Regions from separate parts of the Homo sapiens genome. Here region 1 is linked to region 2. Evidence: chromatin loops called from intact Hi-C (ENCODE). Cell type or tissue: HCT116. All regions are shown on one strand. Each heading gives the region's core, and the rest is flanking DNA. Links, peaks and the distances in the headings are about the cores only. Region 1 has its middle 43 kb from the start of TBX4. Region 2 has its middle 15 kb from the start of LINC02875.

Region 1 (5,374 bases), core at 129-5,128, 68 kb before region 2:
TCAGAAAGGAGATTTGAACCCATGTCTGTTCTAGGTTTTTTCCATAACACTAAGTAGCCTGACTTGTGGCTTATGGTAATATTTTCTAAATCCAGCTTCTTTCTGAAAAGACTTCATTTTCACAAAGGTTTAAACACTTGCAAGTAAACAAAAGGGGTGGGTTCTGTGGTCTTCACGACAGCCATGTTCCCACTACAGGCCTGGCTGCTCCCTCAGCTGGGAGCTGCTGCCCACTCTTATGGAAACTGCATCCAGGACAGGCTTTATTGATGCTGCCTTCAAAGCCAAGGCGGCCATCTGAGAGGATGGAAGAAACCAGTAAAGTATGGGACTCTGGTGAGCCATCCCAGGTACAGTTGTGTTTTTATGCACCAGCACATTTGTGGAGCAAATTTGGTGTCCTCATAACGGCAGTTCATGAGTACAAGTGAGGTTCAGTTCTTTGTGTAAACAGGGGAGAAAGCCTGTGTCTGAATATAATTCCGACGGCATCAAGGTCATTTTAGAGCTGGTGGAGCTCTATTTGTCTTAGGAAATCTCGAAAACTTTTATAGGGAATTCGGAAAATATTTTCGGCCAGCAGGAAAGATAAAATCCCTGCACACAAAGTGCAGGCATGGGCCCAGAGACTGAACAGACAGACTGCTGTAAAACCCCTGTTTAATAAGGCATTAAAATGCCATCGACCTGGACACATTTTTTAAAAAAAAAAGAGCTATGAAAACAAATACCATTCAAATAATTAGGATCTTATGCCTGAGGCCAGCCTTGATGCCAAGCAGGGACTTCCCTGCAGGAATCGGAGCTGAGCCTGATTCCCAAAAGGAGGAATCAGCCAAGACAAAGGCAGCTCTGGGCCTGGGTTTTTTCCCAGCCCCCTTCGACTGCCTGCCTCTAGATGCTGAAGGCAGGGTATCTACAGTCGTTTCCCTCCCCACATCTTGGGTAACTTTCTAGTCCAGTAGCTCCAGTGGGGGTCGTGTGCCCCCTGAGGCTGACTGACCTGCCTTCAGGAAGGCCCGCGGGGAAGGCCTTGAAGGCTGAGCCCTTGTACCTTTCTGCTCCATAAAGGACAAGGAGGCATTTGAAGGCCTGCTCTATTGGGAACTATGTGCCAAATGGGAGTGAAGGTTGGATAGTGAACATTTGTTTATGAACGTAGCTGTGAGGGGGAAAAAAGATGTCTTTTCATTAGCTCCTGCAAACACGGAAGCTGCCGCTGAGCTATTTCCTGCCACCGTAGCTTCTGAATAGTTGAAGGCCAGGTGCCCAGTGGCACATTACTTTACCACCCCTAATATCGCCCCCCCAGGGTAGTTTCCAAGGGCTAAGCCTCAGAAATCTGAAAAATAAAGAACGTGTCATTTTATTATTTCTGAAATGGTTGTTTGTTTGTTTGGGGGGCACCAGTATTGCACAAGACTGATGCTTAGCAGGTCTAATTGAAGGAGCTTTCATAAAATTGAATGTTAAATCCTATTGTGTCTCTGGTACAATTTGAGAGGACCTCTTTATTTTTTGCCTTTTCATTCTCTTCCTTTAAAAAATTCTCATATGAACTTGTATCAGTGATGGGTAACTCTGCTTAAGGAGTCCCATAGAGAAAGTTGTAACTATCTGAATATATTTCTCATGTTTGATTTCTTCTTCCTCCTGTACATTTCCTTTTCTTCCAAGAGATTGTAATCACAGCAAAATTTCAAAATGAGAGAGCAGAGAAAGAGAGAGAGAAGAAAGGCGGGGGGAAAGAAAGAAATATAAAGCCCTCACATTTTCTGGGGTTAATTTGAATTGAACCAGTTGGTTTCATTTTGCGATACAAAAGAAAAATTCAGGCCTTAGGGCCTAAGACTTTCATTAAATTCAGCTTTGGCAAGTTCTAATAATACAGGGGTTTATTAAAAGCGTGAAAAATGTCATTGCCGAAGCCTTTCCTAAGCCGCGGCCTCACCTCTCAAGTATGACTCACGCTTCCTCCGTGGCCGCCTGAGCTGTAAAGTTGGGGGCAGGATATTTGAGGTCCAGGGAACCGGTTCCTTGAATCTCTCTTGCCATTTGGCCAGGATCACGTCCCAATTAGCGACCTTGCCATACAGAGCAGTAGCTGGACAGCAAAAGTGAGAGAGGGGCTGAGTGCTCAGGCCTGTTGTAAACGATTAGTCCAAAAGAGTAGCGCGAAACTTAGAACCGCTGTCCCCGGCAGGAGGAAATGAAAGGATCAACACGAGAGGAGCACTGTGGCCAATTGTTCCCGGCCACAGCCACAGGCTTTTCTGTGTGTGCCGGAAATTGACCTCCCCAAAAGCCGAGGATGCAGGCGGGGCAGGGAGATTGATAAGGCAGGTGATGCTAAATCATCCCCCTCTCAGAGCTAATGGGATTGGTCAGTGCCTTGCCAATCATTCCCCCTCCTTACCCTATAAAAATCAGTGGGTCTTTTCGAGAAGAAATGAGCATGGACTGGCACTGATTGGACCAACAAGAAGCTTACTCATCGCAATCCTTTTCACTTCTTACTACGTATTTTCATTCAGAAGCATCTCATTTGGCCTGTGGACCAAGGCCAGGAGGTTGGCAACACAGATATTACTCATCCCTTTTTATAACAGAGGATGTTGAAGCCAAAAAAGATAGAGGGACTTGCCCAAGGCCTCCAAAAACACAGCAACAAAGCTGGGACTTTCTTTTGACAATAGATGTATCCCAGTGTCACCGAGTGTGGCAACAGACTTGGAAGGAGGCAGCAAAGCTCAAGCCATCCCTTCCTGGGGGCACTAGTGAGGATGGCTGGCTGACCTGCTGGAGGCACATTCTTTTCTAAGTGTCCTTGAATGCTGTCCTGTGTCCTGGATGAGCCCCAAACCCCTGGCAGTGGGGGGCGCTCAGAGGGCTGGGAGGACCAGGCAGGAATTCCCCAGCGTCACTCTCCTGCCGCTGGCCTTGTGCACCTAACCGCACGTAGATCTGGACTTTGGCGTCTGGTAAAGGAGGCTTAACTGTGAGACAGGAGACGCAATAAAGTCAATAAACAGAATTTCCCAGAAAAGAAAAATCTCACTCTTTTAGACATCTAAAATGAGTCCCGTGCAGACAGGCAAATTATGTGGGGGGAAGGGGAACAACTTGAACTGAGCACACGTTTCATCTCTATCGTCTCATTTAATCTTTTCTATAACCTTGAAAGATAAGGAGTATTTTATTGCCCCTAATTAACGTGGAGAGACAGGCTCACAGAGATTAGGCAGGCATCTAATGAGGAGTGAAGCTCCAGGCCTCTTCTCTTTCCACTCCTGGGCCTGGCCTCTCCACCCAGAGCTCTGGTGATCCACCTCTGGGAGGACGGTGGAGAGCCCAGGGCATGACAGGAATGGCAGAGGTCCCAGCCTGTGAGCAGAGCCTCATGTTGACTTCCCCATCCCCCTGTGGTCTCCATACATTTTTAAATCTCACCTCCCTTCAGCAAAAAGCCTTAAGGCTGGACGAAGTAGCTCACACCTGTAATCCCAGGACTTTGGGAGGCCGAGGCAGGTGGATCATGTGAGGCCAGGAGTTCCAGACCAGCCTGGCCAACATGGTGAAACCCCATCTCTACTAAAAATTTAAAAATTCGCTGGGCGTGGTGGTGTGCATCTGTAGTCCCAGCTACCCAGGAGGCTAAGGCATGAGACTCGCTGGAACCTGGGAGGCAGAGGTTGCAGTGAGCCGAGATGGTGCCACTGCACTCCAGCCTGGGCAACAGAGCAAGACTCCATCTCAAACAAACAAAGAAACCTTAAAGCACAAGCTACCAATATCTTATTTACAAATTGATTTACAAATTATACATATGTACTACTATACAAATATAGACATTCGATATTTGAAAAGTATTAGAATAAGTTTAAAATGTAAGATAAATAGAGAAAGAAGTTCTACCTCCTCCGTCCCTAACTTTGCTCCAGAGAGGTCTGCTATAGATTGAGACAGAGCCCTGCCATGGCTGAGAAATTCGTGATTGCAAACATGATTTGGGAATCATCATCCTTTAGCGCTGCAAGCGTTGTGAGGAGCTGTGCGGAAGAAAAGGAGGCTCAGAGAGAGGGGAGACACGGCCAGCATGTGACAGATGCGACTAGGACCACATCTTCTCATGCTGAGTCCCAAGCTCCGTGCTCTCCTCTACACTGATAGAAAAAGAAGCCAAAGGTTCATTTTCTTGGGCCAGAAAATTACATTTGGGTCTTTCATGGGACAGACTGGAGATTAATGCCTGAACCTCCTACGTTGTGTCCCGCATACATTCAGGTCCACAGCCGCCCTGAAGAGACAACCACTGGCTTTTCAGTCTGGGCCACAGAGCATGTGGGCCAGGCTACCAGCACGTGGGGGCTAGGGAGAAGGAGGACTGTGCTGTGCCATATTTGATGCTATTAAAAGCAGCTCGCATAGTTTCCATCATTCCTCATGGAGCTGCGTCATTTCCCAGACCCAGCTCTTGCTTCAGGCACCCTAGTTAGGAATTCTGGAAGTTAAAGAAAAGTGATTCCCAAACAAGTCTCTTCTAAGTCATCCCAAGGAAGCATATTTTGACCAAGAGTTGGAAAGGCAAGGAAAGGACACCCTAGCTTTGCTATCCAAGCCAAGTGGGGCTTGGGGACATCCCCAAAACACTTTATTTTCCCCCAGACACTTTAAACAGTTGTTTTCGAGGTACCTGAACTATTTCCTGACTCTACCAGCTTGGGCAGAGCTGACTCACCCACAGGGGGAGGGCGAGAGCTAGTGCAATGACAGCCCCTCCTTTGATCAGCCCCTTCTCTGTGAAGTGGAGGGCAAAAGACAACCCAAGTTCATGGTCCAGTGGGGATGGGTGGTTGGAGTTGGTGGAGGTGACTATAAATTATCATCCTCTAAAAGGGTAACCCTCTGCCATTTTGCATGCTTCAAGTCATAAACTTATTTTACAACATGTTTGTTTCCTTTTTGTTAATAAACTCAAAGTCACTAAAAATACACATCGATTGGGTCCAGTGGCCTCAGAGGACAAGGGAAGAAGGCAAGACCAGCACAGAACACGCAGTGGTAGTGGTGATAATGGCAGCAGTAGTGGCATCTTAGAGAAAAAAGCGAAAGCTTTGGGTTGGAGAGACTTGGGTTTGAAGCCAGTTCTGACCCTTAGCCCATAACCTCGAGCAAGTTTCTTCACCTCCTTGAGCCTCAGTTTCCTCCTCTGTGAGGCAGTGGTGATAATGCCTCTCCTACCAAGTTGTGGGGAGGATTAGATATAATAATCCTAATATAGTAGAGTGCCAAGTCCAATGGCTGATGGCTGATTACTAACAAACTCAGTGTAAATGTCTTTTTCTTTTCTCATTTTATAGATGGGAAACCTAAA
Region 2 (5,374 bases), core at 245-5,244:
CCTGATGACTATAGGTAACAATACTGTACTATATGCTTGAAATTTTCTAAGAAGGCAGATCCCAAGTTTTCTCACCATGCACATGAAAAAGGTAACTATGTGAGGTGACAGATATGTCAGTTGTCTTTATGGCAGTGATTATTTCACAATGTATATCGAATCAAATGGTACACCTTAAAATATACAATAAAAAGGATAAAATGATGCTCTCAAAATAGACAAATAAATAAATACTTTTTAAAAAGAATGCACAGGTAGGGATAAAATGCCTATAGTAATCCATTGAGCAAATTTAGCTTTTTAAAAAAATTCTCATCATCATAAATAAATGAAGTTTTTAAGCTCTAAAAACAAATTTTGCCAGGTAATCTTTCCCTCTTTACTTTAAAAAATTTTTTTAAATTATGAAATAAAACAGATCTAGAAAAGAAAAGTCGGCCATTGGATTTTCAGATAAGGTCATTTTGATTAACTACTGAGCATCCTCCGTGCTTATTTCAGCATTAGTGTCCAGTTTTTATAATTTTTCAGGGTTTTCTTTTATCTTCCTAATTAATGCTTAGTCCATTACTTGTGCTCTTGCCTATTTGTAAGAGCAAAGAGTTAGAACAACCTAAATATCAAATAATTTATGTGTTACTTAAATAAATTATGGCCATTTACTGAACTGTATGTATGGAGTGATCCAAGCTTTATAAAAATTAATGACACCTTGGGAGGGATCCACAGCAAGGTGTGACCAGTGGTTCTCTCTGAGAGTGTAGGGTCGTGGATGTTCTTCTTTGGCTCATTTGTAAATTTTTCTGTAATGAGTATACACTGCTATTTTAATAAGAAAAATGTATACTCATATACTCAATAAGAAAAGTAGAAATAAGAACAATAGTAATAAATAATAGCTAACATTAAACACCATATACCAGTGCACCAAATGCTTGATATAAATCACTTATTGAATGCAGCAACATAATGTGACACTATTACTTACTTTTAAAAAGAAACTCATTTTTAGAATAGATTTATAGAAAAGTTGCAAAAACAGCACATAGACTTCCCATATTCTGCCTCACACCCAGTTTCTTCTATTGTTAACATCTTACATTAATATAGTATGTTTGTGTACTAGTTCATTCTCACACTGCTATGAAGAAATATCTGAGACTGGGTAATTTATAAAGAAGAGAGGTTTAATTGACTCACAGTTCTGCATAGCTGGGAAGGCCTCAGGAGACTTACAATCTTGGTGGAAGGCACCTCTTCACAGGGCAGCAGGAGAGAGAATGAGTATAAGCAGGGGAAATGCCAGAAGCTTATAAAACCATCAGATCTCGTGAGATTTGCTCATTATCACGAGAACAGTATGGAGAAAACTGCCCCCATGATTCAATTACCTCCACCTGATCCCTCCCACAACACGTGGGAATTCAAGATGAGATTTGGGTGGGGACACAGCCAAACCATACCAATTTGTCACAACTAACATCCACACTTCTTTCAGACTTGCTTAGCTTTTTTTACTGAATGTCCTTTTTCTGTTCTAGGATTCCATCCAGGAGACCACATTGCATTTTGTTATCATGTCACCATAGGCTAATCATGGCTATGCCAGTTTCTCAGACATTCCTTGTGTTTGATGTCCTGAACAGTTTTAGGAAGTGCTGTCAGGCATTTGGTGGAATGTTCCTTGACTGGGGTTTGTTTGGTATTTTTCTTATGATTAGGCTGAAGTTATGGGTTTGGGGGAGGAAGGCCAGAGAAGTGGGGTGTCATTCTCATCAATCATATTGAAGACATGTTATGACTTCTCACTAATGATGCTAGCCTTGGTCACCAGAGTGAGGTAGTGTTTGCCAGCTTTCCACTGCGAAAGGTTTCCTTTTGTCCCTTTCCATACTGTAGTAGCTGGAAGGAAATCACTGGCACAGCCCACGCTTCAGGAGTGGGGAGTTACACTCCACCTTCTTAAGCATGGAGTATCTACATCAATATTTGGAGTTCTTCTTTACAGATTTGTCTATTCTTTCCCATTGATTCACTTATTTCACTCAATCATTTATTTGTCTCAGTATAACTCCTGGATCTTTGTGTTATATGTTGGGTTATAATTCAGTAGTACGTTATGTATTTTGTTGCTCAAATTGTTCTAGCTTTGGCCACTGGGAGGCTGAGGTGGGAAGATCACTTGAGCCCAGGAGTTTGAGTCCAGCCTGGGCAATATAGCAAGACCGCATTTCTAAAATTTTTTTTTTTAATTAGCTGGGTGTGGTGGCATGCATCTGTAGTCCCAGCCTGGAATGGCTGAGATAGAAGGATCACAGGAGCTCTTTCAGTGGGCTCCTGCATTCCTTTGGCCCCATCACTATGACTCACCTTCTGTAAATGAGAAAACTGAAGTAGAGAAAAGCTGAATAACAGCCCAAGGGTCACACTCCTAGTCAGTGAGTGTCTGTTTCTAAATTCTGGGCAGCAAATGTGACCTCTGTACTCCAATATCTCGTCTAAAAAAATTACACACTTGTAGTCCCAGCTACTCAGGAGGCTGAACCCAGGAGCTGGAGGTGGCATTGAGCCGAGATTGTGCCACTGCACTCCAGTCTGGGTGACAGCGAGACTCCGTCGTCTCAAAAAAAATTACAACAAAAAGCAAAAAAACAAAAAATTTTTTTTAAATTAAAAATTATACACACACACACGCACACACACACACGGATGCTTTTAGGACTTTCAAATCTAATTTATCTTTTTTTTTTTTTAATGGCATCTCACTCTGTTGCCCAGGCTGGAGTGCAGTGGCATGGCCTTGGCTCACTGCAACCTCGACCTCCTAGGCTCAAGTGATCCTTCTATCTCAGCCATTCCAGGCTGGGACTACAGATGCATGCCACCACACCCAGCTAATTAAAAAAAATTTTTAGAAATGGGGTCTTGCTATATTGCCCAGGCTGGACTCAAACTCCTGGGCTCAAGTGATCTTCCCACCTCAGCCTCCCAAAGTGTTGGGATTACAGGCTTGAGCCATGGTGCCCAACCTCAACCTGCTTTTGGCCAAATACACGGAGCCCACCTGCTCCAGCACATCATTCCCTGCGCTAACCTCCAGGCAAGAGGCCTGGGTGCACGTCCAGGCTCATGTAGGCCTCCTGCTCCCTCTGTCTGAGAGCTACAAAGGAAAGCAGCGCCCCCAAATGGGAGGCTCCACATGCTGCCCGGCACTATCTTGCCAGCCAGTCCTTTTCTGTGCTCCAGGCACACCAGTTGTCTGCACATCACTGTAACTAGAGAGCACGCACTCCCAGCGTTCCACACTCTTCCCTTGGCCCAGCCCTACCCTCTCCCAACCTGCCAGCCCAGCTGGGGCCCTCCTAAGTCAGCATACACAGCAGGGACTCCACAAGTTGCTGCTGCCCAGCCTTAGTGCTTTCCACAACCCTGTCCCATCCTTCCTCTCCCTAACCCTCACAATAACCCTGTTTAGAACCTGTGCCCAACGGACAATGCCTCTGAGGCACAGAGGCTAAATGGCCAGGTTAGGGGCGGAGTCAGACAGAGTTGGAGCCTGCGCCTCTCCCTCTAAATCCAGTGCTCCTTCCCACCCTCTTGCTGCATCCGGTCCCTGCTTTCATCTCCCCAGTGGGAGATGCTTACTCAAGACACCCCCTGCCCCTTGCCAGGCTTGCCTTGGTATCTGGGTCACCTCTTCAAAGGTAGTCATCTCCCTGCATCTGCCAACAAAAAAGGAAGCAGCAGAGAGCTGAGGGGTTCCAAGCCTCTCCCCTCTGACAATAGTGTCACAGACAGTACCAAAGTAGACATGAAGTACGAGGAAAAAACCAAGGCTGGGCGGACACCCTGGGGTGCACAGGCACAGCCCCAGAGAGCGGAGAGCAAGGTTTCCCAAACTCGACACTACTGACATTTGGGGCCTGAGAATTCCAAATTATGGGGGCTGCCCTGTGCATTGTAGGATAGTTAGCAGCATCACTGGCCTCTACCCACTAGATGCTGGTGACAGGTTGTGAAAACCAAATATGTCTCCAAACATATTGCCAGATGTCCCATGGGGTCCAAAATTGCCCCTGTTTAAGAACCCCTGGCCTCACATTTCCAGGACAGAGTCACTTTAGCTGCACTCTTTTCAAGAAATGTATTTAATATGTAACGGATTTGACTTGGATGCTTTTAAAGGACTTTACACATCGATCAATTCACAAATTATTTATCAGGTCTGCTGTCCTGATTTAGGATTTTAAAATACGATCCCAAAGCATATGCTCAAATAGAAGACAGCTACCCTCTTCTAGGTTGGGAAGAACAGCTGAGGCCTGAACTCTTGCCCTCTGCCCAAAGGCCTGGCATGCTGGGGATGCCTAAGTCAGTGCCAGCCAGCCTTAAGAAGAGGTCTAGTGGCTGAACCCGAGGTGCCAGGTGATCTCTGGCTGAGACACAGACCGTCTCTCAATGTCTCTGCCCACTGTCCACATATGCCTTCCCCGTTCCAGAGCTTGGCCCATGAAAACAAAATGGATGCCCAAAGAGTAGCAGGTGCATGGTGACCTCGGCTCCTGAGGCCTGAGTGAGCAGAGGGCAGAACCTCTCCCACACACCCCCACACCCACCATTCTCAACATGGTGGATGTGTTCGCCAGGGGTACTGGGTTAGCGTTGAGTTTTCAGGCCAGAGGAGCAGAAATACCATCTACGCAAAGGATCAGTACTTTGCCCAAATTGCAGAAGCTTTTAATAAGCCTTTACGCTTCTGAAAGATGGTGAGACGGAGAGGGCGGGAGAGCTGTTTTCTGTTTCTCCCAAGATGGACACAAAGTCTGAGCTTCTCCTGAAGGAGAGCTTTAGACAGGGCAACTTCTGGCAGCCAGGGCATGAGGCTCTAGGAATGGAGAGAATGGAGTTGGTGAATCCTCACTGGCCATGGGCAGGGAGGAAGCTGCGCGGCCCTTCTCACTCCCTCCTAGTTCAAGTCCTCTGGCTTGGATTCCCACCTGGGAATGGAGATCCAGCCAAGCACGTTCAGACTCAGTAGGTCAGGATGGAACTTGGATGACGTTAATGCTTTTAATCAACGCCCTGGGCAGTTTGGAAACACTGAGGAGGCAAATTCATGTTCTTTGCTCTCAACATGTCCTTCTCATCCAGCTCCCCTCTCTCTTTGAGAACTTGGCAAGCTCCACTGCAGCCCCAGGCCCCCTGAGGGCACAACTGTGTCATGGACCTCCCAGTGCCAACCAGACGACTGCATTGAATGCTTGCTCAATATATATTTGTTGGAAAACAAATTGTCAAGTAGACCTCTCTATGTGCAAGATGCATATCCTTTTTAAATTTTTTAGAGCAGTTTTCGCTTGACTGCCAAATCGAG

The links. Hi-C counts contacts between places; a loop is a spot of excess contacts. Peaks named below come from ENCODE experiments on the same cell type or tissue, not always from the same donor. Only the 100,000 strongest peaks of a DNase experiment are listed, where the experiment ranks them.
Region 1: it touches region 2 in a loop (5-fold over the local background); 10 of 110 quality-filtered maps call a loop at or near these places.

Annotation. Positions count from the first base shown.
Region 1 is chr17:61,492,348-61,497,721 of GRCh38, reverse strand. No RefSeq gene overlaps it. Among named protein-coding and RNA genes, the nearest start is that of TBX4, 43 kb to the right of the region's middle. In HCT116, for the core only: a CTCF peak has its summit at 4,736; DNase peaks (open chromatin) are centred at 2,021 and 2,301; H3K4me3 peaks cover 2,569 bases; H3K27ac peaks cover 4,931 bases.
Region 2 is chr17:61,424,030-61,429,403 of GRCh38, reverse strand. No RefSeq gene overlaps it. Among named protein-coding and RNA genes, the nearest start is that of LINC02875, 15 kb to the right of the region's middle. RefSeq lists enhancers at 1,053-2,252, 2,749-3,248, 3,042-3,336. In HCT116, for the core only: CTCF peaks have their summits at 2,146 and 3,166; DNase peaks (open chromatin) are centred at 2,363 and 3,173; H3K27ac peaks cover 4,517 bases.